Regions from separate parts of the Homo sapiens genome. Here region 2 is linked to region 1. Evidence: read pairs that join two places in POLR2A ChIA-PET (ENCODE). Cell type or tissue: PC-9. All regions are shown on one strand. Each heading gives the region's core, and the rest is flanking DNA. Links, peaks and the distances in the headings are about the cores only.

What was found. Peaks named below come from ENCODE experiments on the same cell type or tissue, not always from the same donor. Only the 100,000 strongest peaks of a DNase experiment are listed, where the experiment ranks them.
Region 2: POLR2A ChIA-PET joins it to region 1 with 8 read pairs; 2 of 35 experiments call an interaction of 5 or more read pairs at or near these places.

What each region holds. Positions count from the first base shown.
Region 1 is chr1:233,584,505-233,598,507 of GRCh38, reverse strand. No RefSeq gene overlaps it. Among named protein-coding and RNA genes, the nearest start is that of KCNK1, 23 kb to the left of the region's middle. RefSeq lists an enhancer at 9,663-10,523. In PC-9, for the core only: no CTCF peak of the experiment used is centred there; no DNase peak of the experiment used is centred there.
Region 2 is chr1:233,899,824-233,918,070 of GRCh38, reverse strand. It overlaps SLC35F3 (solute carrier family 35 member F3), which reads right to left and starts at 13,395. Exons shown (of 8, transcript NM_173508.4): 1 at 12,941-13,395; 2 at 12,313-12,542. The coding sequence starts at 12,993. In PC-9, for the core only: no CTCF peak of the experiment used is centred there; a DNase peak (open chromatin) is centred at 8,680; H3K27ac peaks cover 1,285 bases.

The DNA of each region.
Region 1 (14,003 bases), core at 2,037-4,536:
TTCAAGATAGGTAATCTGTAAGGCTCATACAAACACACATCAAAGATCTGCACCTGGACTCTTTTTTTTTTTTGAGATGGAGTTTCTCTCTTGTCTCCCAGGCTGGAGTGCAATGGCATGATCTAGGCTCACTGCAACCTCAGCCTCCTAGGTTCAAGCAATTCTCCTGCCTAAGCCTCCTCAGGAGCTAGTATTACAGGTGCATCACCATGCCCGGCTAACTTTTGTATTTTTAGTAGAGACGGGGGTTTCACCATGTTGGCCAGGCTGGTCTCGAACTCCTGACCTCAGGTGATATGCCTGCCTCGGCCTTCCAAAGTGCTGGGATTACAGGTGTGAGCCAACGTGCCCAGCCTGCACCTGGACTCTTGATCCTTTGGCTGACATTCCTCTCCACATCTAGATCACACTCCACAGCTCATTTCCTAGAGGAAACCTGTCATCCAGAGAGAAGGGAGAAAACAATTAAGAGACCTAAAAACCTGCCCAAGAAATTCTTAAATCCAGCTATAATCAACTAACACATTATTGCTTTATATTTATTCATCAGCCATAGTCATTTAAGTGTTAAATAAACAATGCAAACTCTGTCCTCTCCTTTAGTTACTTTTTATAGAGTTAAGGGGAACAAGAATAAAATACTCTTCTCCTCCCACCACCACCACCCCAGCATCATATCATACCCAGCTTGAGGGATTTCTTTACATAATCTGAAATGCTATAAATATATACTGTGGTTAGCTGATTCACATAACAAAAAAAAATGATTAAACATGTGTTATGCATCAGGAGACTGATGAAATATCACCATGGAAACTTTGATGCTGAGTTTATACGTGTAAAATTTTCACTTGCAAGATTACAGTTGCAAGTATCTTTGCCCAGATAATTGGGCTTCTTCATCAGAAGCAGGGAATCACCTTCCCATTTTACTAACCACCTACCTTGAACATTAGTCTAAATTGTCAGTATGATTTGTCATTTTTTTCACAGCTGAAGTGACAATAACAATCGTCCTCACATCTGTATTTTTCTATAAAGTTAACAGAGATAATTCACATGAAAGCATGATTATTTGGCCAATATGCATCACCTCAATGCGTGTTATAGTGTTCCTAACAGTGGTTTTATATCTTTCTATCTGTATATATATATATCTCCATTCTTCACCCCAGAATAGTGTACATTCAAGATTTCCAGCAGATTTTGGCATTCCACTTTTGACAATCGATTGACGATTTTCTTTTAAAGAATTTAAATGATGATATGAGGAAAGGAAGACAGGAGACCTGAAGTCAAAATCTCATCAGCCCATGATCAACAAACTCATCTAGTACAGATATTTACATGGGTTGTGCTTTATAATCAACCAACTGACAGAGATTACAACATCTCTGTCATGAGAAGCTTACAAAGAATGCATTATAAGAGTAATATCATTTTCTCCAAATGTTTTAGAAACATTAACAATAAACAGAAATACAACCAATAGGATTTGTAGTTTTTCATATAAGATAATAGCATATTTATGTATGTACAAATATCCTGTATTAAGCGTTAATAAAGTCCTTTATATAACTTAGATATGTATATATATGCATACCTACCTACATCAGTGTCCTTTAATTACACTAATATTAAGCAGAATTCTTCTACTAAATATTTAATGCCAACCAACCACAATCTATTGCATTAAAGTGCATTTGTCCTAAACATGATTTTAATTCATTCTGCAATAATAGTCATATCACTATTATCTATAAACTCCTGTCTGAATTTGTCAAGTCCACAGAAATTTTTAAATAAATGTTATATAGGAACTGGATTTAGACAACCCATGGTTATTATGTGTAAACGTCCTGTTGTGGAAATCTGATAGAAATATAAACAGTGAAAAAGAAAGAAATGACAGCTAGGTCACTACCAAACTGAGTTGAAATTCAGCCAGGCAATTTACTAAATTCAGTCTGTTTTTTATTGTTGTCCTCTTGCTGTCCATTTCAAATTGATTAAATATTTCTTTGAATCCTATACAAATTTTCATTAAAGATACAGTCATAAATAAGAAGCTTACTAATATCTGCTCAGTTTCCAAGTTTTAGCCTGCATTCCACCCTCCCCACAAAAGTTCATTATAGAAAGCTTCTAAAACACAAGAGAAGCCAGGCATGTGGGTTGCACCTGTCACCCCAGCACTTTGGGAGGCTTAGGAGGGAGGTTCACTTGAGGCCAGGAGTTCAAGACCAGCCTGGGAAACAAAGCAAGACCTTGTCTTTGAAATAAATAAATTTTGAAAATGCAAAATAAAACAGAAGACACATGAATACAGAACTGATTAAGGAGCACAAATATATTTCAGCTACATTAAAGATTGTATATAAGTGTATACAGTTATTAGCTTTTTGACAAAGGAGCCAAAGCAATCCAATGGAAAAATAAAGTACTACTAAACAAATGGTACTGAAATATCTAGATATCCTTTTTTTTTTTTTTTTGAGGCAGAGTCTTGCTCTATCACCCAGGCTGGAGTGCAGAGGCATGATCTCAGCTCACTGCAACCTCCGCCTCCCCTCCCAGGTTCAAGCGACTCTCCTGACTCAGCCTCCTGAGTAGCTGGGATTACAGGTGCGTGCCACCATGCCTGACTAATTTTTTGTATTTTTAGTAGAGGCGAGGTTTCAACATGTTGGCCAGGCTGGTCTCAAACTCCTGACCTCGTGATCCCCCCACCACGGCCTCCCAAAGTGCTGGGATTACAGGTGTGAGCCGCAGCGCCCGGCCAATATCCATATTTTTAAAAATGAAGCTCAGTCCGGGTGCGGTGGCTCACGCCTGTAATCCCAATACTTTGGGAGGCTGAGGTGGGTGGATCACGAGGTCAGCAGATCAATACCCTCCTGGCTAACACGGTGAAACCCCGCTCTACTAAAAATACAAAAAAATTAGCTGGGCATGGTGGCAGGCACCTGTCGTCCCAGCTACTCGGGAGGCTGAGGCAGGAGACTGGTGAGATCACGCCACTGCACTCCAGCCTGGGCGACAGAGCAAGACTCTATTTCAAAAAAAAAAAAGAAACTCAACCTCTATCTCTCACCATATACAAAAATAGATTTGAGGTAGATGATATGCCTAAATATAAAAGCTAAAATCATAATGCTTTCAAAGGAAAAGAGGAGAGTCTCTTCATTACTTGCTGTGATCTTTAATTGTATGGATCCACTTGGCTAGGCCACAGTATCTTACCCAGATATTTGGTCAAACACTAGTCTAGATGTTGTTGTGAAGGTATTTTGAGATGAGGTTAAGATTTAAAGCAGTAGACTTTGAGTAAAGCAGATACCCTCCATAATGTGGTAGACCTCATTCAATCAGTTAAAGATCAGTTAAAGGCCTTTAGAATAAAAGATTGAGGTCCGCTGAAGAAGAAATAATTCTACCATTGGACTTGAGCTGCATCAACCCTTCCTTGGGTCTCCAGCCTGCTGGTCTACCCTGCAGATTTTTGTACTTGCCAACCTCTACAATCTTGAAAGCCAATCCCTTAAAATCTCTCTCTTTCTCCCTCTATATGTGTGTGTATATATATACACACACATAATATATATGTATAGGTATTTATGTATATATACACATAATATATGTATGTATTTATGTATATATATACATAATATATGTATATGTATCATGTATATATACACATAATATATGTATATGTATTTATGTATATATACACATAATATATGTATATGTATTATGTATATAATATAATTTATGTATATAATATATGCATATGTATTTATGTATATATACATAATGTATATGCATATGTATTTATGTATATATACATAATGTATATGCATATGTATTTATGTATATATACATAATGTATATGCATATGTATTTATGTATATATACATAATGTATATGCATATGTATTTATGTATATATACATAATGTATATGCATATGTATTTATGTATATATACATAATGTATATGCATATGTATTTATGTATATATACATAATATATATGCATATGTATTTATGTGTATATATACATAATATATATGTATATGTATTATGTATATATATACACAATATATATATACACACACATAAAATGTGTCCCACCAAAGCATAGAAAGAGAGGTAAGAAGTCGTAACGTGTCTGTTGCATTTCATGAATGAATGAATGAATGAAAGAGTAAATGAATTCTGACTAAGAGAGATTTATTTATAAACACAGTACCATTTACATTAGAACCAACAAGAATGAAGTACTTAGAAACAAATTAAACAACATATATATATACACACACGCACGCATACACACACGTGCACATATACGCACACACACACCCTATTTGTTCTGTTTCTCTGGAGAATCTAGATAATACATTCAGGGATAGACAAAAGTTTCCTAGGTCATAGAAAGCAATAACCATAAAATAAAAGTAAAAACTAAAAAAATTTAAAATTATACTTCATAAAAATTAAAACTTTTGTTCATCAAAAGCCACTGTGTAAGAAACTATGAAAGCTACCACTGTTAAGAAGCTAGGCAAGCTATCGATAAGGGTAAAATGTTCACAAGATGTAATATCTGGCAAAGAACCGACATCTAAATACGTAAAGAAATCCCACGAATCAATAATAAAATAACAACCCAATAAAAACATCCAAATGATTGTAGCAGACATTTCACAAAAGAAGATGTACAGATAGCCAATAAGCACAGAAAAAATGTTCAATATCATTAGTCATCAAGAAAATGCAAATTACAACTATAATGAGCTATCACTTGACGCCCACCAGAATAGCTAAAATTAAGAAGACCCACATGTTGGCAAGAACCTAAAGCAAACATTGTTGGTGGAACTTTAAAATGGCACAACCACTTTGGAAAAAGGTCTGGAAGTCTCCTATAAAACTAAACTCACAGTTAACCTATGGGCATAAGCCATTTCATTCCAGGAGAAATGAAAATATATGCTCCCCCGCCAAAGACTTTGGTAAGAATCTTCATAGCAGGCTTATTTATATAACAGCTAAAATTGGGAACCACACAGGTATCCATTAATAAGAGAATGAATAAATAAACTCAATTGCCCACACACTGGAATACTACTCGGCAATGTGAAGGAAAAGAGAGATGGCTGATACACAAGACAGCATGGGAAGACGAAAGGAAAATTAACAGGGAAGGGGAATGAGAGAACTTTCTGTGGTGATGATAATCTTCTATATCGTGACAGGGGTTTAGATTACACTCATGTATAAGGTTGTCAAAACTCAGCAAAGCAGGCTGGGCATAGTGGGTCACGAAAAAAGAACAAATAAACTCCCCATTACACTTTATTGGAAAATATTATCTGTTTTTCCTAATTCTCTCTTAATCGTCACTAGCCCTTTAATTAAACATTGCTTTTAGTTTTTAAATGTGAATTTGAGAATGTTGACAATTTTCCTAATTTAACTTAAATTGGAGAAAACGCAGAGTTTTGCTTTAGAACTAGTGAATACACTATTTTGTGTTTTCTAATGTGTCCCACCAGGGCATAGAAAGAGAGGTAAGAAATCATAACATGTGTTTGTTGCATTTCATGAATGAATGAATGAAAGAGTAAATGAATTCTGACTAAAAGAGATTTATTTATAAACACAGTACCATTTACATTAGAACCAACAAGAATGAAATACTTAGAAACAAATTAAACAAAATATGTATACACTGTGTATGAGGAAAACTATAAAACTGTTAAAAGGAATCAAGTTTCTAAGAAATGGAATAAATGGTATTCTATGTTCATGGCTAGGAAGACTCAATATTGTTAAGATCAGTTTTTCTCAACTTGATCTATAGATTCAATGCAACCCCAATCAAATCCCCAGCAAGTTATTTTCTGGACATCAACAAACTAATTTTAAAGTTTATATGGATAAGCAAAAGACCTGGAGTAGCCAACGTAATACTAAAGAATAAAGAGAAAAGTTGGAGAAGTTACACTTTAACTTTACACTTTAACACTTACTATAAAGCTCTGATGATCAAGATAATATGGGTATTGGTGAAAGAATAGACAAATAGATCAATGGAACAGAACAGAGTCCAGAAATAAAACCACAAAATTATAAGTCAATTGATCTTTGACAAAGAAGAAAAGGTAAGGCACCAGAGAAAGAATAATCTTCTAGTTCTGTACAAGAACAACTGGACATCCACATGTAGAAAAAAATTAATCTAGACACTGACCTTATACCTGCCACAAAATTCTCTCAAAATGGATCATAGATCTATAATGATAATTTATGTAAATGTTTTAATACTGTTGAGATCATTATAAAGCAAAATATAAACCTTCAAGAAGACAACACAGGAGAAAAACCTATGGGACCTTGGGTTTGGTGATAGTTCTTACTATAACACCAAAAGCAGGATCTATGAAAGAAAAAATTGCTCATTTGCACTTTGCTGAAATCAAAACTTTCTGCTATGTGAAAGACACTATTAAGAAAATGAAAAGACAGACCTGGCATGGTGGTTCACACCTGCAATCTCAACACTCTGGGAGGCCAGGGCAGGAGGATTGTTTGAGCCCATGATTTTGAGACCAGCCTGGGCAATATAGTGGGACCCAATTTCTACAAAGAAAATGAAAAGACAAATCACAGGTTAGAATGAATTATTGCAGAATACATTTATCTTTCTATTTTTCTATCTCTCCTGGGGATCAAGGGGTTTTCTGATGTAAGGCTGATGGTGCCTTCTGTGGGAAGAAAAATGTCCTGTGTCCAATTCATGTCTTAAGAGAGACAGTCCATGAGTTTTGCTGGGACAGAGGCTTTAATGTCCGGGGTAAAACAGTCTCTGACACAGGGGGCAAAGTCACCTTCAGTGGCGAGATCTTGTGTTGGGATGATGTTTTCTGAGGTGATCTCCATCATCTCCAGTGGTGAGATTTTGGGCCAGGATGTCGCTGTCTGAGATGTGGGACTAGGATATCCTTTTCAAGTGGGTACCCACTTGAGTTGACACAGGCCTCACCAATGGCCATGTTTGGTTGAAACAATGGGGTACAGGAGGGTTGGGATCTCTGGATTGTAACCAATAAAAGCACCCAAACCAGTATTAATAAGACCAACAGTTAATAAAATGGTGGGTAACTGCACCCAAAAAGGTATTTTTGTTTGTTTGTTTGTTTTTGGTGGAAGTTTCGGTTCAAATGGGTCTCATACTAGATGAGCAGCTGTCTGACCTGTGAGACAATCTGTGGTTATTGAGTCCCTCTATCTGGCCTCCAGGCCTTATGGGATGGGAATAAAATATAAATTCATTTTAAATAATAGGTTAAGGCCTGGGGCAAGATAGATAACTTTGGGAGTTTATCTGTTGTATTGGAATTTGAAAAAGTTGTTTGAGGAGATTATTATGTCCCTCTGTTAAACCAGTTACCTGGGACCAATTAGGGATATGGAAGTTCTATTGAACACCTTTTGTAAGAGCCCAGTATTGATTCATTGAGTATTCCAAGAAGTAAAATGTGATCTTGGTTACCACCAGTATTTTCTGTAACTTTGAATGGAATAAGGCTTGCACTAGGAAGGCCTTAATATATGTGGAGATGTGATTTTGCTTTCTATTTTTAGTGTCTGTGAGGCAAGAGATTCCCAGAGTTTTTTTTACCTTAAAGGGGATAGTTTTCAAGTAACAGCTCAACAGTTTATAATAAATGGGAAGATAGGCCATTTGTTGACCAGGGCATCCAGTGCTAAGATGACTGCCTGAAGTTTGATCAAATGTGTTGTTTCTTGGGTCCCATCCTTTATCAGGGACATCCTGGTTAAGCAATGGAAAGCAGCCACATTCCACTAAGCTCCATGTGTATGATGGTTAACAGTGACATTTGCATTGTCTACCAATTCCCATTACTGTTCACTCAGTTAATCCCAAGGGGCTTTGCAGGTGATCAAGGGCTCTGGGGGAAGGGTGACTCCCTCCAATACCCTGGCATCTGGTAAGAGACTAAATTAAAGGAAGCCACACCCTTCTGCAGGTAGAATATGTCCTGGAGCCTAGGTTTGGCTGCATCCTGTCTTAAGAAGGTTTTGGTGGCCATGCCTAGCTTGTGGGGTGCTGTTTCCATGACCCAAAGCACAATGGACAGTGGGGCATGGAGGGCCTTAGGCTCAGGGTCTGTGAAAAAACTCTATTTCCAGGAAAGCTCCTAAGTGGCCAGCCATTTATTTTAATGGTGCATAGCATGAGGCTGAGAGGGACAATTTTCTTTTCTTTTCTTTTTTTTTTTTTTTTGCATCAGGAGCCTTGGGGCCACTAATGGCCATAATGCAGGGTTTAGAGACTCCAGGAGGCCCAGAAGAGATTACCAATGCCTCTACAGTGAAGGAGTGTTTTTTGTGAAGGCACTAAGAGGAGTGCCTGTTGATCTTAACTTATAAGTAAAGTTTGTAAATAAAGAAGATGTTACCACCAGAACCCAAAAGTACTAAGGGATATTGGGCTTATGTTTTTAGTGAGTGCATCAAATATACCTCCTTGCAACAGGATGTCATCGACGACTTAGTGTCCTGCCTGTGCTCTTGGAGAAGGTGAATGTCACTGAGATCTTGTTTGTAAAGATTGTGTGGAATGGCAAGGCTGCTGCAGTACTCCATGGATGGCCTGGAAAAGCTGTATTATGTCCCTTAGGAGGTGGAGACAAACCGCAGCTGAAAGGCTGTTGAACTGAATAGAACATGTTAGCCAATCTATAGAGCAAAATATTTACTGGTAGTTGATTGAATAGAATCAATAATTTTAATAATACTGGACATTGGGTATAGGGCCCTAATGGATAGGACCACAGCATTAACGTTGTAGTAATCCATCTTAAGGCACTTATTATTTTTCCCAGTTCGAGAACAGGCAAAATTCAAATGGACAAGCAGTGGAGATAATTACCTCTTAATTAATTAAGTTTTATATGTATACTGTTTTAATCCTTGGAGGTCTTGTTTTAACTTACATTGGGCCGTATTAACTATTTTAATTGGGAGTGCACAGGGTCCTGTTTTATGAAGCCAATTTGTAAATGCCAAAAAGTTAATTTTAATTTATTAGTCATTATGTTAGAACATCTCTGCCCAATATGGCATATCTTAGAGCAATGGGTACTATGACTATGAGAAATTTAGGCAAGGCTACGGGTAAAGTGAGGCATATCCACTTTTGTCTATATTATGGTTAGTTACCCTGTTAAAATTAAGCACTGTGTTTAAACATTTAGTGGGATCCGCAGGTATAATTATAACTCAAGTTCCAACACTGATTAAGTCCACGAACTTTTGTCAATCAGTGCATTTTGGCAAATGTTGAAGTTAAGTTAGAAACTATGTTGTATAGATACATAAGTCAATCAGAGCTTCTTAAAATCATTTTTGTTACATAAATTATTGAGTGTATAAATTTACTATATAAATTTTGGATTTCTCGTTTAATAATTAGAGAACTTTGTTTCAATTTACCTATATATTATATATACATATACAGAATTTATCATATATTTATACTAAAATATTTTGTATATGTATATATGATTGATTTAATTACCTTTTATCCTCCCCCCCATATCTAAGGGTTTGTTTACAAACCAGTAAATAATCTAGGGTTAGCATTGCATTCTATGTGCTAGACCTCGCATTTGCTTGGTAGAAAATGTTTTAAGTTTCCTTTTTTTTTTTAATCCTTGGACTTGTAGCTTTGTTGTTGTTTGGGAGATTGCTGTTGTTTTAGGCTTTTAAATCTGGAAGCAGCAATTTTGGTTTCTGTCTCTGGTTGATGAGAGGAAAAGAGTGGTAAGCAGCCGGGTGCCTCTAGGCAGTAGCCTCTTCTTGGGATGCCAGTAAACACCAGATTATCACTCCCTTTCTCTCCTTTTTCTTTTAAATAAAACCTTAATGGCCTGTGTTTAGAAGCGGCTGAAATGTTTTTCCTCTCTCTTCTGATGTTTACCTGACAAGCTCCTGGTGGTCCAGAGTGGCCCCTGCTGCGAGTTAATTAGGGTCGTAATTAAGGTCCCTTAGAGTCAGGGAGAAAGCAAAGGAAGGCGGCGCAGAGAGATTGTTATCGGCGACGTGCCAGGACCTCTCTCGGTGCTGCCTCACTAACGCAGTGGGCAGTCAGACTGTGATGTCCCTCTTGCGATCTGCTCAGCCTCTGCACTGATCCAGTGCACCCCCAGGCACAGGTTACCCCTCTCCAGGCACAGGTTACCCCTCTCCGCCTCTCGGTGACAAGCCATTCACCTGAGTGAGACCTTCAAAATACAGTCAATTTCACTGTGATTGGTACTTCTCATTAAGGGGAGTGATAGCAATCATTGTGTCCCCTCTTGCGGTGCTAAGGCTGTCAAGTGGTAGGTCCCAGGAAGGACTCGGACTTTCTAGGACCCACCCAGCTGAGGGAGGGGAGTTTTGGCAGCGCTCAAAAACAACAGGCTGTCAAAGCTGCTAACATACTTAAGCTTTATGAACTTAGGGATTTTCCTCCTCCTCCTCCTCTCTCTCTTCCATCTTTATTCATTGCTGTATCCTCAAAGCCTGGGATGGTACATGGCAAATAGTAACCACTTGATCCTTCATCCTTCAGTGGAAGAATTCCATTCTGAAACTATGACCAAATCTTCAGTGCTGTCCATAACTTGGTTCTAGAAGTTCAATTCTAGTAAATAATATTTATATTATTATGATTTTGTAAATACTGTTCACGGCAGGACCAAGGAGTATGCTAGCATAATGTTTCATTCTCTAAGAGACCAATGTTAGGATCCCAGAACCACTTAAAGAAAAATGTTTATTACATCAGTGGATTTTATTTTATTATACTCCGTCAGTTACATACAACTAGGCCACATTTCAGTTTGCTTTCTATTTGGACAAGTGGGTTTTTTTCACTATAGTTTTTGTTATCCTGAAGTTTTTCATTATTCTTCCACCTTGCATTAAGTACCTTTATTATAAAAAGTTTTTCTATCCTTTCAATCACACTACGTGTTGTTCTGGGGAGTGACATTTTCCCTGGCAATCCCTCTGGTGCTCCGGTCTTCCTACTCCAAACAGCGCTGGTGAATCTTTAGCTCTGCAGCACAGTGTTCACTCTGAGACTTTGCTGCTTTCCTGGCAGAAACCCCTGTTCCTGGTACCCCATACCTTCCACTTTCCGGGGTGATTTTCTAGTGCTCTAGAGTACATCTTCAGGTAGCTCCCAAAGAAAAGAGAAAGAATGAGAGGTTAACTCAAATGTGTGAAAATATCTTTAGTTCAGTCTTCGAGTTGCTAGTGTGGCCGAAACATACGATGCTGCATAAAATCATTTTCTATTACAGCTTTGAAGGCATTGTTCCATTTCTCCAACACACAGTGAAATTGATCAGAAATATGATGTCAGGGCTCACTCCTCCTCTGTTTTGAGTGACTCGTTTTCCTCTTGGAGAAATTTTAAGATTTTTCTCTTTATTCTCAGTGTCTATAGCTTTGCAAATATCCATCTTGCTTGGCACTTAATAAGTCCTTTCTATTTGAAGACAGGTCTTTTTTCAGCTCTAATGAAAGTCACCTGTTTATTTGATAATTTCTGCCTCCATTCTATCTACTGTTTTTGGAAATCCATTATAATTATGATTATGATTTTAGATTCAGGGGTACATGTGCAGGTTTATTACATGGATATATTTTTTAACAATGTGGTTTGGGCTTCTAGCATACTCATCACTGAAACTGTGAACATGATACCAAATAGGTAAATTTTCAACCCTCACTCCCCCTGCTCTGTCCCTTTTGAAGTCTTCAGGGTCTATAATTTTCATCATTATGTCTATGTATACCCCGTTGTCTAGTTCCCATTTATAAGTGAGAACATGTGGTATTTGATTTCCTGTTTCTGAGTTATTTTACTTAGGATAATGGCCTCTGGCTCCACCCTTAATGTTGCAAAGGACATGATTTTATTCTTTTTTATGGCTGCATAGTATTCCATGCTGTAAACACGCCACATTTTCTTTATCCAGTTGACTTATCCTATCAACTGTTGATGGACCCATAGGTTAATTCCATGACTTTGCTTTTGTGAATAGTGCTGTGATAAACATACAAGTTCAGGTTTCTTTTTTATATAATGATTTAATTTCCTCTGGGTAGATGACCAAAGTGGGGATTTCTGGGTCAAATGATAGTCCTATTTTTAGTTGAGAAATCTCCATATTGTTTCCCATAGAGGTTATGCTAATTTGTGTTCCCACCAACAATGTGTGTTTCCTTTTCTCTGCATTCACATCAACATCTGTTGTTTTTTGACTTTTTAGTAATTGCCTTTCTGATTGGTGTGATATGGCATCTCATTGTGATTTTAATTTGCATCTCTCTGATGATTAGTGATGTTGAGCATTGTTTTTATGTTTATGGGCCACTTGTATGCCTTTTTTTGAGAAATGTCTGTTCCTATCATTTGTCCAGTTTTTAATGGGATTGTTTGTTTTTATCTTGTTGCTTTGTCCAAGTTTCTTACAGATTCTGGTTATTACTTCTTTGTCAGAGACATAGATTGCAAATATTTTCTCCCATTCTGTAGGCTGTGTGTTTACTCAGTTGATTATTTATTTTGCTGTGTAAAAGACACATAGATCAATGAAATAGAATAGAGAATCCAAAAATAAAACCACACGCCTACAACCAACTTATCTTTGACAAAGTCAACAAAAATAAACAATGGGGAAAGAACACCCTATTCAATAAATGGTGCTGGGAAAATTAGCTAGCCGTATGCAGAAGAATGAAACTCCAGCCCTCTTACCATATATAAAAATTAAGATGAATTAGAAACATAAATGCTTGACCTGAAACTATAGAAATCCTAGAAGAAAACCTCGGAAAAACTCTTCTGGACATTGGCCTAGTCAAATAAGTTTTGACTAAGACCCCAAAAGCAAATGCAACAAAAACAAAAATAGGAAATCCCATTATTATTCAAATCCAGAATTTCCTAGGCCTATTTTTTACTCAAATTTTTTCATCACTTTCCTTGTGGCTCTGTGTTTTGTGAGATGTCTTTTACTTTGCTTTCTATTTTACTCATTTTTAAACTTAAAAGCATAAACTTAATGTCTAAAAACATAAACTTTATGTTCTCTGTTCTATTTTCATAGACTTGCTATTGTTTAATGGCTGAAATATCCTTTTGATTCTTGCTAAGTATCAGAGCAAAAGCTTTTATTCAGTTACATTATGTGCTCTGCACTATCTGTTTCCTCCAGGGCCCATTTTAATCTTTATTTTAATCTTTCTTCTTCATGCTGTGGTCTCTTTATATACACCTATCTACTTAAGTTGAAGAAAGCAAGCCTGAGATAATGGGTATGAATTATGTATGCAGGATTCCCCAGCCTAAGCTTCTCCCTTGATGGGAAATACTGATTGGGAACCTAATGTGAACATGGGGACTGTTTGCTTGGCTTCCTCTGATGGCAAGAAGACAGGTAGCAAGCTATTGAGTTATAGTCCCTGAAGATTCCAAAAACTAAGAGGAATTTACTTTCAGAACCAACATTATCTACATTGGAAGCCTCAACTTTCACTTATTTTGTTCAGTCTCTCAATTAGACTCGCTAATGGGGGCTATTTTTTATTAATTAATTAATTTATTTATTTTGAGACAGCTTCACTCTGTTGCCCAGGCTGAAGTGCAGTGGCATGATCTTGGCTCACTGCAACCTTCACCTTCAGAGTTCAAGTGATTCTTGTGCCTCAGCCTCCAGAGTAGCTGGGGACTATTGAGGATGGAAGGCAAACCACTTGTGCTCAGTGAAGCTAATCTGCTATTGACACAGGAAAATTTCCTTGACCCCTTTGCAGGCCTTGTGACAGGGGTGCCTCGCTTACTCAGCCCGCCACAGGTGAGTGGGTGCAGGAGCCACAATGAGTGCTTTTGGGTGCTGGCAGGAGCAAAACTTTGTG
Region 2 (18,247 bases), core at 7,399-9,898, 310 kb before region 1:
CAGGAAGAGAGGAGCAGGAAGGATAATCCTTTAACAACCCAAACTTCCCTGCATTTTAGCTAAGCCAAATCCCTGAGTCTTACATGTATCCACTGTAGAAAGGGATTCCAGGATCAACTCAAGCACGGAAGTGCTGAATAAAACTCCAGATCTTACTGTTGTCGACATTATGTAAAGTAACAGTCACATTCACCAGGGTATTTTGGTTTTTATTAGCGTATAAATGTAGAGACTCCCCTTAGAAACATCACTCCATTCACATCTATATGAATTGGATAGTGCTATTATTGTGAAGTGGAACAGCCAAGAAAACAGCTTTAAAAGATCATTTCTATGAACTTGGGAATTTTCTCCTAAAGGAATTGGAGAAACTCTACAAACATAATGTACAGTAGTGCAAGAGAGAAAAGGTAGAGCTGGGAGCATATCCCAACTCCTTTAAATTCTAGTCCATGTTAGTTCTGCTAGAGGAAGAAAAATGTCTCAGGCTAGCTTTTTTAGAGCTGGAAAGAAAGAGAATGCTGGCAGCATAAAACATTAGAGAAGAAATGTGCTGGTTTAGTAGCTTGATCTCATCAACCCAGTCAAAAATCTTCATTGTTGCGTGATTTCATGAAAGAGAAAAAAAAAATGTTTAATGACTGGGATACACCAAATGAACAAATTAGAACTCTGATTACAGCAGCAGAGCTCAAGTTTCCAAAGGAAGAGAAAAAGAAGTTTCCTGAAGTATCTCCCCCTGTAGCTAAGAAGCTGTTTATGGTGCCCTACAATAAAATACTATGCAAAATTATGTACATAATATAGAGTTTAGTTTAAGGCTGGTCATTGTTGATTGAAAATACTCCCAAGATATTTAGAGAAGGAGCAAAAAGAGACATTTACGGGACCTGTGAGAGGGCTCCAAGACAAAGAAAGTATGGCATGGAGCCAATCCAATCCAACTGACGGATCGAGATGTATATGTCTTGTAATCCCACTATGTTATTTTCTAGGAAATAACAACCATACCATATATTTAGTATATACTTCCCTGAGGAGCTAATACATTTGCCGTGTTTTAGAGATCGTGGATTATTTGATGACTGAATGAAGAAGGAATGAATCACTGAATAAATAGATTAACAAATAAATGAATTTACATTCAACAGTTGGTTCCTTTGTTTCATCTGCTTCCAACCCATTCACAAATGAATTCCTCCATGAATAGTGTCTGAAATTTCATGTAGTGATTTTCTGAAGCCTCGGCCTCGTCCATGGGCTTCTAAAGAGGGACCACATGGTGGTGGTGTGTCCTGCTGAAAAATATTCCTTCTTCCACCTTCCAGCCACCACATAGGAACTCTCCAACGTATTGAGAGACAATCACCAGATACAATGTCAGTTGCGGATAGAACAAACACATTTTCTTATACACCAGTACTATGTTTTCTGAGGATTTTTACAATTAATCGTAATTACATATACTTTATTTACACGTAACTTTGAAATCGTACCCACTGCTAAATCAGATAAACCTATAAAAGAAGTTTATACTTTGGAAGGCTAAAGTGAGAGGACTGCTTGAGGCCAGGAGTCTGAGATAAGCATGGGCAACATAGTGAGGCCCTGGTCTCTACAAAGGTTTTTTAAAAAGTTAGCCAGATGTGGTGGTGCAAGCCTATAGTCCCAGCTACTCAAGAGGCTGAGGCGGGAGGATTGCTTGAGCCCAGGAGTTAGAGGCTGCAGTGAGCGATGATTGTGCCACTGCACTCCAGGCTGGGCAACAGAGCTAGGCCTTGCCTCTAAAAATAAAAATAAATAAATAAGTAAATGAAATATTTTTACATTTAATAGTTAATAAAACAAAATGTCGACTTAAAGTAAAAGTGTTTGAATAAACCTTTGAAATTAGTTGTTCTGGAATATGGCATTTAAAAGTCTTCAAACTATATTTTATCTGGCCAATTATTTAAAGAAAAGAAAGTATATAGGAAGGGACTTCAGTTCTTCCTTAGTACTCACACCAGTGTAATGCACTTTTGCCATGGAAAATGTTTATTAAACTCCCACACGTGCACAGCATGAACAGAATGCTGCACAAAACCCAACTGTCCCATACCTACTGATCTGGTTTGGCTGTGTCCCCACCCAAATCTCATCTTGAATTCCCACATGTTGTGGGAGGGACCTGGCGGGAGATAATTGAATCATGGAGGCAGGTCTTTCCCATGTTGTTCTCATGATAGTGAATAAGTCTCATGAGATCTGATGGTTTTAAAAAGAGGAGTTCCTCTGAACAAGCTCTCTCTCTCTTTGCCTGCAGCCATCCATGTAAGATGTGACTTGCTCCTCCTTGCCTTCCACCATGATTGTGAGGCTTCCCCAGCCACGTGGAACTGTAAGTCCAATTAAACCTCTTCCTTTTGTAAATTGCCCAATCTCAGATATGTCTTTATTAGCAGCGTGAAACAGACTAATACACCTGCCATCATCATTCTATTCCTTTTTTTCTTTTAGAAACAAGGGACTTTTTTAAAAAAAAACAAGAATTTGCTCTATCACCCAGGCTGGAATGCAGTGGTGCAATCATACATACGTCACTGCAGCCTTGAGATCCTGGACTCAAGTGATCCTCCCACCTCAGCCTCCAGAGTAGCTGGGACTACACGTGCGCACCACCATTGCTGGCTAAGAACAGGACATCTTAATATACATTCATCAAAAATGAGCTGACTCAATTTCTGAAAAGAAAGTAAGGTAGCGAAATTGACATACACTAAGAAACATTTTTCTTCTGACCCTTTTGAATAAAACTTTGAGGATAGACCTGAATTTTTATAACAGTACATTGTTACAAGTAGATGGTGAAGAAGGATAAAAATAGTTTCCTGATAGATCCTGATCTGGTCAAGCACTGGAAATGGTAGATAGCAGATTGACAAGGAGAAAATTTGAATGTCACAGAAAACATTTCTCAAAACCAGAAAACTGTTCTGAGCAGTTGCACTGAATATCTCTGTTTGAGGAGTTCAAAACAGCCTGTAGCCTTTAACACTGCAAATCACCTGAGGAGAGCAATTCGTTTCCTCCAATCTCAAATGCTGTCATAAATTAAGCTGCATGAAAGAAAAATCTGTGCCCATGTCCTAGGCAATTGTTTCAGTGCTTGCCACCATCATCCACCAGAAGAATTTGCCAGGTTCCTAACTGCACAAGTCCCTTTCTAGGCTGTGCAGTAAGATAATGAAACAAAACTGGTTCCCTGCTCTATTAATCAATGCACATTCACCACTGCTTTGAACCAAAAGACATCATGTACAAAAAAAAAAGAAATATGGTTCATCCTCCTGCTGTGGGACAAGTAAGTACTTCATCCAGCTCAAGTGACTGGGTGTCCACATCTTTGTGAATCTCTCCAGTGACTGAGGCTTCCTGACCTTCTTTATGATCTTAGTAGTCAGAAAGTGATTTTGTATTTCCAGTTGAAACTTCATTGGTATGTAGATCCTTATTTTGTCATGCACGAGCTTGAATGGAAATGGCTCTGAAATCCTATCCAGAAAGGAGCCTGTAGTTGCACACAACAGAACCTGGTTTCTGCTCACTTAGCAGGAAGAAGGCTGTTGCTTTGCAACAGTGGTGTCTCAGGGGCTTGGAGGAGGAGCTGCAGCAAGACATTGATGTAGGAGGGAAACAGGCCCCAGCATGGAGTCCTGGAAACCACCACTGCTCTCTCTGGGTTACTTGACACACCTGCCGCTGCCTTCTTTTATGTAGACTAGCTTTCTCTGCCTCTCTATCCATATGGGAGACAGACTAGCCTCCTCCACTCAATAGACCGCTCTGTCAGACTAGACCCCAACTTTCTGGTGTTAATCTCGAATTGGAGGAGAGAGGAGCTGAGTGAGTTAGCATGGATCAGGAGTCTACCCCTGGTCTAATCTACACGGCCCAGGAGGAAGATGATGTCAGTCTGGCTGCTAAGGGCCCAAACGGAGGATGTAGTACAGGGCAGTTAAGGGGTCTTGAGCTGGGAAGCCATTCCAAAGGTGCCTGCTCTGATGGTTCTCATGAAGACATGTCACGTTCTTCCCTAATTTCCTCCTCCCCTAATCCTTTAACCTTGCCTGTAGAACACATATTTGATTCCATCAATACATTTTCTGTATTTCCCTGGGCCCTGTTCATTTTTTCCACATCATTTTTAAAGTTACCAAAACTGGACAGAACACCCCAATATAAGACTGGATAATGTAAGTTCTAGGAGTGCGATTACTTGTCAGTGTTTTTAGCAGGGTTAAAGTGAAGACTGAAGAGAACCAGCAACAGAAGTCCCATTTCTTGACAGAGGAATGCAATTAGAAGTGTTTCTATGCAGGATAATTCTGGACGACCCTACAGAAATGTAGATGCTTACTTAGGAGCCATTTGTGTATGTGCCTGAGGAAACGGCCACTTAGGCCTTTAATAAGTACATTTAACAAATGTTTATTGATCGAGATACTCTGTGCACTGTGGAAGAATCACCAGAGTTCTATGTGCCAAGACCACAGTGAGGGGTGGAGACACAATAACAAGCCCTGCCCCTAGAGAGCTTTCTATCTGCAACAGCTTCAGCCACATTCTTAAACTAGTCGTGACTATGTAAAAGAAGTGACAACACTATAGGAGATGCAAGAGCACCTCCTGTAATCAGTAAAGGCTCTTGGGAGGAGGTGACACTTAGGCTGGGACCTGGATGAGGAAGGTGACAGGCATCAGATGACTGGTACTGTAATGTACTGTAGTCTGTTTCTGCTCACAAGTCCAACTTCATACACGACACTCCTGCCCCATGATGTTCTAATCAAGCGGAATTACCGTCTAGCAATAGCTGACTACATTCCCGTGCATATGTTGTCCCTTTGCTTGGAATGCAAACCTCCCCTCTATTTCTGTTGTGAATGACTCCTCCAGCTGAAGAATGAACTCACTGATATGAGAAAGGGCTCCCCAGGCACTGCAAACTGATCTTTATCACACCATATAAACACTTCAGATTTTACCTACTCCAGTAAGTAAGCTTTTAGGGCAAGGACTGTGTCTGCCATCACTAATCTCTGCATTCTGGCACAAAGTAAATGCTCAAAAGATTTGCTAAATGGATATAAAGGTGCATTAATAGATGCCAGCTGTACAGACATTGGAAGAGTCCTCCCTTTTCCATGGTTTTGCTTCCCATGGTTTCAGTTATCCTTGGTCAACTATGGTCTGAAAATACTAAAAGGAAAATTCCAGAAACAAACATATCACAAGTTTTGAATTGTGTGCCATTTTGAGTTGCATGATGAAATCTTGAACCTTCCCACTTCATCCCACCCAGGATGTGAATCATCCCTTTGTCCAGCGTATCCACGCTGTCTACGCCACCTGCTCACTACTATATAAGAAAAAATAGTGTATATTGGGTTCAGTACTATCCACAGTATCCACTGGGGGGCCTGGAATGCATTCTCCCTCCGATAAAGCGGGACTACTGTATTTCATTTAATCTTCACGACAATCCTAGAAAGTAGTTCTATTATCTCCTTTTCGTTTTTTTTGTTTGTTTGTTTCTTTGTTTGTTTGTTTTTGTGATGGAGTCTCACTCTGTCGCCCAGGATGGAGTGCAGTGGCACGATCTCGGCTCACTGCAACCTCCGCCTCCCGGATTCAAGCAATTCTCTGCCTCAGCCTCCCGAGAAGCTGGGATTACAGGTGCCCACCACCATGCCGGTCTAATTTTTGTATTTTTAGTAGAGACGGGGTTTCACCATCTTGGCCAGGCTGGTATTGAACTCCTGACCTCGTGATTCACCCGCCTTGGCCTCCCAAAGCATTGAGATTACAGGCATGAGCCACCGCGCACGGCGAAACTAGAGGCTCATAGCAGTGAACTTGTCATATAGCTATGAAGCTGGGATGTGAATTCTATTTCCTCTGCTCCTCCAGACATTAAAAAAACTAAGTGGACACCCCTCAGGGCTGCAGGGCCAGAGCATCCCTAACAGCTTACAGTAAAATGCTTAACAAACATCAATGGTGCATTTGCATGTGGATTTATGTTTGAATGCAACTAACCTGAATGTTTCCAGCTGCTTAAGGAAAGGACCAAGGCTCAAAGCTGGAGAGTTTTAGACTAGACTAGACTCTTTTTAATGAGATCCAGGAGGGACTTCTGAAGAGCAGGGAGAACTCTCCTTGCCCACGTCTCCCTAAAGCCTGGAAGACTTCACTTCCCTGGAGGTGAGGCCATTTCCCCATCACCACCATATGCGTACTTCAGATTTCACCTGCTCTAGTTGGAAAGCTTTTAGGGTGAGGACTGTGTCTCCCATCACTTATCTCTGTATTCTGGCACATAGTAAATGCTTTAAAAGTTTGCTAAATGAACAAATGAAAATAAAGGCACATTAATAGGCACGAGGGATTTCTAACCCCATGGCAGATGCGAAGGGTTTATAACCCCATGGCAATGATCTAAGTGAGCTGGGGTCACCTCGTTTCCTTAAAAGATAATAGTTCTGCATTTTCATTACATCAAAACTCAGAAACTATTTACTAAATTGTTAGCATATTTAAGAATAAAATTAATTCTCTGACCCAATAAAAAATGCTGTGCTCTAATGCTCAACTCACCACCCCCTCAAGCCCTCTAACTCTTTTCTTTTAAAATCTTCTCCATCTCATATTTCATATGCCAAGCTCCATTCTAGAATAAACTTTTACAACCAAATTATACATCTCTTACAAGTGGGTCATTTTTGAATTGCTGACCTGACCTTTACTATTTTAGGAGGATCAGACAGAAGTTGCTCACCATGAATTCAATGATACTATAAGTCACTGTTCCATTTAGCACCGGTATCTACGCCAGCAACATATACTCACAGTTCAGGGTGAACTAACAGGGACGCTAGGAAGACAGCCTTTCCATGAGCCCTTCCCCCTCACCTCATACAAACCCTTTACAACTTTTAAACCTGGAGAATCCTGAAACATGCAATTTCCTTGTCACCAGGTGTGTTATTCAGTGCCCTACATTTTTTCAGCTTGAACTAGAAAACCTCCACCCAGATAAGCTGGGATTTGTTCATTAACCTGCATGTTCCTGTCCCAGGTTCACGTTGCCAATAGCGGGCTGGAGTGGGCTAGAGACAGTTGGTCTTTTAAGACTGACCCTCTCTCCATTCTACAAATGACTTAAAACTCATTCCATTCACATTCTGGAAAAAAGCATTTAAATCTCAACATACCAGAACCTGTAGTGAATAATAGTTGACGTTCAACAAAGTGTATAAACCTACTCAAATGATAATTGCACTTCATGTTAAGCAATAAGCATGACCCCCTTCAAAAAAGCTATTCGTAAAATGTTTTGGGGACTTTTTACCCAGAAAAGGATTTAAGAGTTCAATATTTGAAAACATCCTTTAGGGAAACCTTTCGGAAAGGGAAACATCCTGCCCACCCTTAGAATGTCTGTGTTCTAATGCAGGTTTGTGTTGACCTGTATTTCTAGACGAAGGCACACCTGGACAGTGAGCCACCTCTTCCAGCACTTCTCTCTCTATTCTGACATACACTGACTGCTGAAAAAAGGTTTTTTAAATGAATAAATGAAAATAAAGGAGTATTCGCAGATGTTCCTTCATCCTGCAGCAGAGCCTCTATCTGGAAACTCCAAGATATGTTCCTTCAATCATTCCTGTATGGAAATGCCACCAGCTGTCCCACCCTATCAGATGCCTGGGGCTGGCTGTCTACTATACAGATTTTTCCTGGTCTTTGATTCTCCTCATCCCTTCTCTAGCCATCTCCTCCCTAATTGGTGTCCATCCCAGAGAAATGAGAAAGGAAAAGGAAGCAGAAGATATTCTAATCAGTCATTTCTCTTCTACTGGGGCAAAAGGTAGGAAAGAAAAGGAAGTTATTAAAAGAAACTGTTCAGAGTCTCCTGAATTCTAAAGCACTTCCTACAGGGTGTCAATTTATGATGATTGGTTGTGGAATCATGCCAGCTGCAGAAGGAACAGGCTCTTTCAAATCTTCAGAAGACACTTGCACTGCCAGTGGTGATGATTACTCGATCTGGCCATCCTGAAAACCTAAAAAGTGGTCCAGGAAGAAAGGTGAGGAAGGAGAGGGTCAGGAATTTGTAAGGTAGGCCTGCTTGTTTAGCATTACTGGGCAACAGAAGAGAGTTCTATTGCAGCATAAATTTGGGGGTTACCCTAAATGAGTGGGTCTCAACTAAAGGCTGCCCCCCATGGGATACTGAGTTGCTACAACTTAGGGGGCAGGGTGGTAAGCTACTGACATCTAATAGGCAGAGGTCAGAGATACTGCTAAACATCCTACAATGTACATGACAGCTCCCTACAACAAATACTTATACAGCACAAAGGGTTAATAGTGCTGAGATCAAGAAACCCTGGGCCAAACCAAAGCTTATCACCAAGAATTCTGGTCCAGTCTGTGGTTCAGGAAGCACTTGTGATGGAAGAACTAGGAAAGAGTAGAGCAATTCCACATAACAGGAAGTCAGCATAAAGAGGTAAATGATACAAATCACTACAGAGGCATATTCAAAGCTCCCTGTCCCAGAGGTCAGTATTTCGTGCAGCAGCCATCCATTCATTCAACAAATATTTATTGAGTCCCTCCTGTGGCCCAGGTGCTTTCTGGGCCCTGGATCCACTCAACAGATGATAATTTGAAGAATTCCCAGGAATACTGCCAAGTGGTTTGGTTCAAAAACATGGAATGTGGAGCTTGGAGGACTTTTGCCACTGAGAAGAGGAACTGGGCCCTTCTTACTTCCTTGTTTACAGTTTAATTCTCAGTTGAATGTTTCACAAAAGCCATCCCTTTCAGACCCAGGAGCCTTTGGGATTTTTAAAAAAGAATCCTAGGCTGGGTGCGGTGGCTCATGCCTGTAATCCCATTACTTTGGGAGGCCGAGGAGGGCAGATCACAAGATCAGGAGTTCGAGACCAGCCTGACCAACATGGTGAAACCCTGTCTCTACTAAAAATACAAAAATTAGCCGGGCATGGTGGTGGGTGCCTGTAGTCCCAGCTACTCAGGAGGAAGCTGAGGTAGGAGAATCGCTTGAACCTGTGAGGCAGAGGTTGCAGTGAGCTGAGATTGTGCCACTGCACTCTAGCCTGGGCGACAGAGCAAAACTCCTTCTAAAAAAAAATACTATTATTTGGGGAAGCTGGGCAAATTTTAAGCCAGGCACGGTGGCTCACGACTGTAATTCCAGCACTTTGGGAGGCCGAGGTGGGCAGATCATGAGATCAGGAGTTCGAGACCAGCCTGGCCAACATGGTGAAACCCCATCTTTACTAAAAATACAAAAAATTAGCCAGGCATGGTGGTGCTAGTCCCAGCTACTCAGAAGGCTGAAGCAGGAGAATCGCTTGAACCCGGGAGGTGGAAGTTGCAGTGAGCCGAGATTGCACCATTGCACTCCAGCCTGGGTGACAGAATAAGACTCTGTCAAAAAAAAAAAAAAAAAAAAAAAAAGAATCCTTTACAAAATTCTCTTGTCTAGAGCGAAACTTGCGAATCCAAATGACTGAGTTGAGAATACTGAGCAAAGGTAATTTCTGTACTGTTCACAATTACCTCATTTATCTTAACAACCCAAACAAAATCTAAAAATGAAGAGGATACAAATGAATATTGGGTCATTCAAATGGTTTCTTCTGCTACAAGGGCAAATGACTTACATCCAGAAACTTTCACTGGCAACTCCTTCAGTTAGGACACAGATAAATCACTTTGAAAGATGACTGAAAGGTGACATAATAGCTTGGAGCTTCCATAACTCACTCTGGAGATCATGAGAATTTTTTTTTTTTGTCTTTGTTTTGTTTTTTTTGTAACCATCATCTCTCCCCATTTATAGAGTACAATTACCAACCAACAAATAAAGCAACTAGGTGATACCTACAGGTAATAGATAAGCCTCTTTATTATTATCAATTGAGTAGAAATGGCAAACAGCAAAAGTTCTGCCTTAAAACCTCTTCTGGGCCGGGCGTGGTGGCTCACGCCTATAATCCCAGCACTTTGGGAGGCCAAGGTGGGTGGATAACCTGAGGTCAGGAGTTCAAGACCAGCCTGGCCAACATAGTGAAACCTCATCTCTACTAAAAATACAAAAATTAGCAGGATGTGGTGGCGCACGCCTGTAATCCCAGCTACGCAGGAGGCTGAGGCAGGAGAATCACTTGAACTCAGGAGGTGGAGGTTGCAGTGAGCCAAGATCATGCCACTGCACTCTACACTCCAGCCTGGGTGACAGAGTGAGACTCCCTCTCAAAAAACAAAGAAAAAAAAAACAAAAAGACAACCTCTTTTGCTGCATTAATACATTAATAAAACATTACCTTCTCTAAATTTAAACATTACACCTAATTAATTCACCAAAATGTCAGTTGTCACCTAAAGCGTTATAGTAACAAGGAAATACCTTGGAATAAAGAAGAATCCTCACAGGAATAGAGAGAGTGGAATGAGCTGATTTTATTCATATTTCAATGATCACTGTAGCCTTCCCTGCTACTATTTACTCTTCCAGTGAAGCCTCAGAGAGAGGCATTTAAGAATTACCTCCAGTGATGCAAGGGACTCCATTTCCACATGGCCCTTCTCTTGTCTTAATTACAAAACATGTTGTACCAAACAGTCATCACTGCTGTAAGCTCTCTGGCAAGCCCCCAAATCACAAACCTTGGTGATAACTTCCACAAAGCACATACAGCCAGTCACAAATAGATTTATAAAGATAAAACCTTTTTATGACTTCAAGCACCAAAGAGATGACTTTATGAAGGCTGTCATTTATACCACTGTCTTTTGTTATTAAGGAAGCAGAAAATGGAAATAAGAATAGAAAATTGCTATTTTCTAATAGAAATTTAGAAAGCAGAAGTAAAACTTGAGCGTTCTATCCATGCCCATAAGAAATATGGTTTCCAATGGGGTTTAATTTTTGTTATCCCATGCCCAGGGTTTTTCAACCAAAAAGAGAATTTGGCCCCTTGTCTTCCTTTTGTAATAAGCTACAATTTTAGCAGCAGAGGCAAGAGATTGGAAGAGATACAGACAATTTTTTTAAAGGCTTATACCCAATGAAACACAGTCTTTTAAAAGCAAGTTGCATGAAAACAAAACATTCAAATCCTGTTTCTTCCTGCAAATAATTTTAAACTAACCAGCTAACTGCTAGCATACCACTGACCTTTGCCTTGGACTCGCAGGTTTTAGGAATAATCTAAAGATAGACATTTTTTTTTAGTGATGAATATGATTAAATTACAAACGCCCGTTTTCCCCTTAAAGACCAATAAATAATGTTTCAATTTTAAGCAATAAAAGGTCGAAAAAAACTCAAAATCAACAAGCTATTAATCTAGTCTTTATTACAAATGAAAGACGTCAAGGCCCATTTCTCATACGGACTGAGGTGGCAAATGGCAATCTCTTATGTCAAACTACAGTGATGAGACCACCTAATTATGGTTATATTTATAGATATCTGGATTTCATCATAATCAACCTCTCTCTTGCAAAGTGAGAAAAAGAAATGTCCACCAAATTAGTCCTGGTGACATAAGATAATGTCTGTCTAATTGATCACAGCATCCTCAAAGCCATTAGCTAGGACCCACGGAAAGAAAAACATTTCAGCTTCTCCACCTGACACCAAACATTCAACTTGCAGGGACCAACACCACTATCTAGAATGATCCCTATAGAACCTCCTTACTGAAGACCGATAAAATCCAGGGGAGAAGGGCGTGAACGGCATCCAAAATGAAGACCCCAAGAATTGTCCTCTATCATCAGGGCTAGGAGATGCAAGGAAGAGTTAAAATCCTGGCTATGTAAGTCAGCATCTCCATCTGAGCCTGGTGAGACCTGACCGAGGGCCCTGTGAGACTTTCAGATCCGCGGGGAAGCCACACTGTCCGGGATACTTTGAGTTTCTGATCTGTTTCCCACGGTCTGCCACATAGGAGTGTCCTCCGTATTTGGCAGTGGAGAGATAAGGATACAGAGAGATCCTGTGTGTGGGAGAGGAAGGGGTGTAAGAGAACGCATCAGAACGCCTCAGAGGTCCAGGAGAACTCCGTCTCCGGGCCTCTTCCTCGAAGTTGCAAACCTGGGTCTGTATCAGCAGGCAGGGCGGGAGGGGGTGGCTGGACGCCTCACTGCGTGCGCTCCCCGAGGCTGCTGTGACAATGGTAAGAAGATGGACCAGTGAACGGGAAACATGACGTGAGGGGGTCTTACTTTTGCAGCTCGCTGCCCAGGGCTGGTAGCCATAGTAGCCAGTGATGCGCAGGATCCGCTCCTCGATGGACGTGAGCCCCACCGGCCCGCTGGTGAGATCCTCCACGGAGCGCGACCATTTCAGATCCTCCTTAATCGCCTCGTCCACCACCAAGTACTTGAGCTGCCGGAGCTGGGGGCTGATGTCGGACAGTCTCCGGGGGCTGACGTCCGGTGACCTCCTCATGCCACTGCGGTCGCAGGCGCCACGGGCAGGTGGGTGGGCAGGGGGAGCATGGACAGAGAGGAGGGGATTCGTGAGGAGCAGATCCCAGGGCGAGAGCAAGAGCGCGGCCGGGGCCCTCCGGGGGCGAGCGCCGCGGCAGAGCCCGCGCTCCTCCCTTCCCGCCGCCACTCACCCACTTCCCCGGGCAGCTGTCCCCAGTGCCCTATCCTGGGCGTCTCGGGGCAGTGCGGGTTGGGGCGAGTGGCGAGGGAAAGAATGACTGAAACTTCCCGAGCAGCTCCACCGCGCGCGCCGCCCTTCCCCGAGCCTCAGACTGCCCAGTGTCCCAGCTGCAAAGGGCTACCCCGGCGCTCCGGCCTCCCGCCCGCCGGCTCGCTCACCCACGCCCGGGGCGCTACTCACACGGCAATGCTCTTGCCCCTGGGTGCGCCGCTGGGAAACTCTCGAATCCCCATAGGCAAAGACAGAGTGGGACCGGCAGCTCCCAGACTTGAGGCGGAGGGGCCGCGGGCCGGAGCTCCCTGCAGCCGCTAGCCTGGGAAGACTGGAGTGCGCTGCCCACCGAGGGTCTGCGCCGCGCCGGCCGCCCCGGGCCGCTTTGTGCGCGCCCGCGCGGTCTGTACCCGAGCGCCTCCGCGGCGTGCGGCACGATGCAGGCGCGGCGGTTCAGCCCGGTGACTCCAGGCCGGCCCGCGCGCTCGCCGCAACGACCCGGCAGCCGAGGCAGCGCCGCGCCCCACGCCCGTCACCGTCGCCGCCGCCCTAGCACACCGCAGGCGTGAGTCTCGCCGCGACCGGGAGAGCCCTCCCAGCTGTGCGCTCTCGAGGCACCTGGTCGGGCGGGGAGGCGTCGGGTCGGGGCGCACAGGGGCCAGGCGGGGGCGCTGCTGCCCACTTCCCGCCTCCCGGGCGTGCGCTCCGCCCCGGAGCCCGCACCTCGCGCCCGCGCTCCGCCTGGAAGCCTTGGGGCACCGGACGCGCTCCTCCACCCTTCTCTTTTGACTCAAACCCTGCCGCTCCCAGTTCAGTACTTTTCTCTCTCTCTCTCACACTCTCTCTCTCTCTCTCTCTCTCTCTCTCTCTCTCTCTCTCTATGTATATGTCTGTCTCTCTCTTTCTCTAAATTAGCAAAACTACTTGGAAAGAAAGAAACCTGGTTCCATGCTCAGCATGCCAAGTGAATAAATGGCGTTTCATAGGCAACGCTGAGACACAAAATGTATTATCTATTACGCTGTGGGGATCTCTCAGTCAGACCTGGTCCTCAGAGAGCTTACTTTCCCACTGATGATGCAATTACGAAATCAGTTCTCTCTTCATAGATTTCCATTTTAAAAGCTTCTCATCTTTTTCCTTACCACCCCACTGCCCCCGACGGCCGAAAGGCATTCTCTTCAGACTACCTAATCACCTTTCCTAATATTATTTTTCATCGGGGCAAATTTAGAAAAGATAGAAGTATGTGGAGAAGAAAATATCCATTATCCAGCCAAAAATGACGACTTTCAATTATGAACGTATTCTCTTCCAGGCTTTTTTCCAACGCAAAATACAGTTGTCACAAAAATCGGAATGAAATTGTACACACTACTTTATGTACTGCTTTTTTTATATTAAAATCATATTGTATAGCAGCAAACTATGAATAGAGGGGAACTTTCTCAACTTGAAAAAGAACATTTACAAAAGCGTACAGCTAACACCATGCTTAATGGTGAGAAACTAGAAGCTTTCCTGTTAAAATAAGGAACAGGGCAAGTATGTCTCTACTCAGCAATCCTTTTCAGCATCATACTGAAAGTCCCAGCTAATGAAATTAGACAAGAAAAGGAAATTAAAAGTATACGTATTGTGAAGGAAAAGGTAAAAGAAAACTGTCTTTGCAGCTGACATGACTGTTGATGTAGAAAAATTTCAATTGACAAAAAAACTCTCCTGTTACTAATAAGCAATTATGGTAAGATTGAAGGATACAAAATTAATGTACAAAAGTCAACTGCTTTTCTATATACTAGCAACGAACAATGGGAATTTGAAATTAAAACCACAATACTATTTATATTAGCACACCACTCAAATGAAATATTTAGGTACAAATCTAATAAATATGTACAATATCTATATGAGAAAAACTACAAAACTGTGATGAAAGAAATCAAAGAACTAAATAAATAGAGAGATATTTTATGTTCATGGATGGAAAAATTTAATATTGTTAAGATGTCAGTTCTTCCCAACTTCATCTATAGATTCAAAGTAATTCCAATCAGAATCCCAGGAGGTTATTTTGTGAATATCACAAACTGATTCTCAAGTTTATATGAAAAGGCAAAAGACCCATAATAGCCAACACAATATTAAAGGAGAAGAACAAAGTCTGAGGACTGATATTGCCCAACTTCAAGACTTACTATAGTTACAGTAATCAAGACAGTGTGGTATTGGTGAAAGAGCAGACAAATAGATTAATGGAACAGAATAGAGAGGCCAAGATAGACCCACACATAGAGTCAAGTGATCTTTGACAAAGGAGCAAAAGAAATCTAATGGAGAAAAGATCACCTTTTCAACAAATGGTGCTAGAACAACTAGACATCCAATCACAAAAAAAAAAAAGAAAGAAAGAGAGAAAAAAAGAAAAGAAGCTGGATACATAGATACAGACCTTACACCTTTCACAAAAATTAACTCAAAATAGATCATAGACCTAAATATAAAATGCAAAACTATAAAACTCTTAGAAGATAAAAAGGAGAAAACCTAGGTGACCTTGGGTTTGTAAATGACATTTTAGATACAACATCAAAGGCATGATCCATGAAAGTAAAAATTGGTATTGGACTTCGTTAAGATTAATAACTTCTGCTCTACAAAAGACACTGTTAAAACAATGGGAAGAAAAGCTACAGACCAATAGAAAATATGTCAAATCATATACATGATTAAGAACTGTAATAAAAAATAAGAATAATTAGAACTCAACAATAAGAAAATGATCCCAATTAAAAAATTGGCAAAACAGCTGAACAAACATATCAATAGAGATGATATACAGATGGTAAATCAGCACATGAAAAGATGCTCCACATCATACATCATTAGGGAATTCCAAATTAAGACAAAAAAGATGTATTGCTATACACCTACTAGAATGAATAAAATCCCAAACGCTGACAACATCAAATGCTGGCAGGATGTGGAACAGCAAGAAGTCTCTCATTCATTGCTGGTGGGAATGCAAAATGGTACAGCACTTTGGTAGACAGTTTGAGTTCCTTACAAAATTAATCATACTGTTACCATGCAACCCATCAGTCATGCTCCTTGATATTTACCTGGATGAGTTCAAAACTTAAGTCCCCACAAAAATCTGCACACAAATGTTTATAGGAACTTTTTTCATGATTGCCAAGATGTCCTTCAGTAGCTGAATGAATAAACATACTGTGGTACATCCATACAAAAGAATATTCCGTTCAGTGATAAAATGAGCTATCAAGCTGCAAAAAGACATGAAGGAAATTGAAAACATATTGCTAAGTGAAAGAAACCGGTCTGAGAGAGGCAAAACTATGGAGATAGTTTAAAGATCACTGGTTCCCAATGGTTGGGGAGAGGATGGGATGAACAGGCAGAACACAGAGGATTTTTAGGGCAGTGGGTTGATTTTGTATAGTACTGTAATGGTAGATATATATCATTATACATATGTCAAAACTCAGTGGATGCACAACCCTAAGAGTTAACCCCAATGTAAACTATAGACTTTGGGTGATAGTGATGTGTCAATGTTGGCTCATTATTTGTAACGAATGTACCACTGGTGCAGGATGTTGACGTGGGTGGAGAGAAGCTGTGGGTGTGTGACAGGGGGAAGGTATTTAAAAACTTTCTGTACTTTCTCCTCAAATTTGCTGTGAACCTGAAATCGTTCTTTAAAAAAAGTCTATTTTAAAAACTTCATTATGCTGCTTTTCTATGTCACTATGTTCTTCTAAAATATTTTCCAGTTTTATTAAGGTTAAGTGACAAATAGAAATTATATATGCTTACAGTGTAAAACATGATGTTTTGATATATGGATACACTGTAAAATGATTAAATCAAACTAATTATCATATCTGACACACCAAATACTTAACATTTTTTAGGAGAACATGTAAGATTTACTCTGTGAGCAGTTTTCAAGTATACATACATTATTGTTAACTATACTCACCACGCTGTATGTTAGAACCCTAGATCTTATTCACCCTGTCTAACTGAAACCTTGCACACTTTGACCAACATCTTCCCATTCCTCCCCATAGTCACAGCTTCTAGCAATCACCATTCTGCTCTCCGCTTCTATGAGTTCAACTTTTTAAAATGTTCCACTTGTAAGTGAGATCATGTGGTATTTGTCTTTCCATACCTGGCTTACTTTACTTAGCACAATGTCCTTCAGGCTTATCCATGTTATTGCAAATGACGGGATTGTCTTTTCTTTTTGAGGCTGAAGAGTATTTCATTGCATGTGTGTGTATAAATATATGTGTATATATAATATTTTATTTATCTATTCATCCATCAATTGACACTTAGGATGATTTCATAACTTGACTATTGTGAACAGTGCTGCAATAAACATAGGAGTGCAGATATCTCTTTGATATACTGATTTCATTTCCTGTGGATATATTCCCAGAAATTGGTTTGCTGGATCATATGGTAGTTCTATTTTTAGTTTTCTCAGTTACCTGCATACATTTTCCCATAATGGCTGTATTAATTTACATTCCCACCAACAGTTTATAAGAGTTCCCTTCTCTCCATAGCCTCACCAATACTTGTTTTCTTTTGTCTTTTTGAAGAAAGCCATTTTAAAAGGTGTAAGGTGATATTTCGTTGTCATTTTAATTTGCATTTCTCTTATAATTACTGACATTGAGCATTTTTTCATATACCTTTTGGCCATTTGTGTGTCTTCTTTTGAGAAATGTCTATTCCTGTCCTTTGTCCATTTTTTAATTGGGTTATTTGTTTTGTTGCTACTGAGTTTTTGTGTTCCTTATGTATTTTGGTGATTAACCTCTTATCAGATATATGGTTTACAAGCATCTTCCCTCATTCCTTATGTTGTCTCTTCACTCTGTTGATTATTTCCTTTGGTGGGCAGAAACTTTTCAGTGTGATGCAATCCTATTTATCTATTTTTGCTTTTGTTGAGTGTGCTTTGGGGTTCATATCCAAAAAATTGTGAAGTGAAGAGTCAATTTTTTTTAAAAAAAAGCAAAATTGACAAACCTTTAGCTAGACAAACTAGAAAAAAGAGAGAAGACTCAAATAAATCAGAACTGAAAAAGGAAATATTGCGACTGATACCACAGAAATACGAAGTATCTTAAGAAACTACTATGAACAACTATACACCAACAAACTGGATAACCTAGAAAAAAATGGATAAATTCCTAGAAACATACAACTACCCAGACTAACTAATGAAGACATAGAAAATCTGAATAGACCTATAATTAGTAAGAAGATTGAACCAGTAATTAAAATCCTCCCAAGAAAGAAAAGCCCAGGACCTAATGGCTTCACTGATGAATTCTAAAAAACATTTAAGAATGAGTTAATATCAGTCCTTCTCAAACTTTTCCAAAAAATTGAAGAGAAGGGAAGACTTTCCAATTTATTTTAAGAAGCCAGCTTACCATAATACTGAAG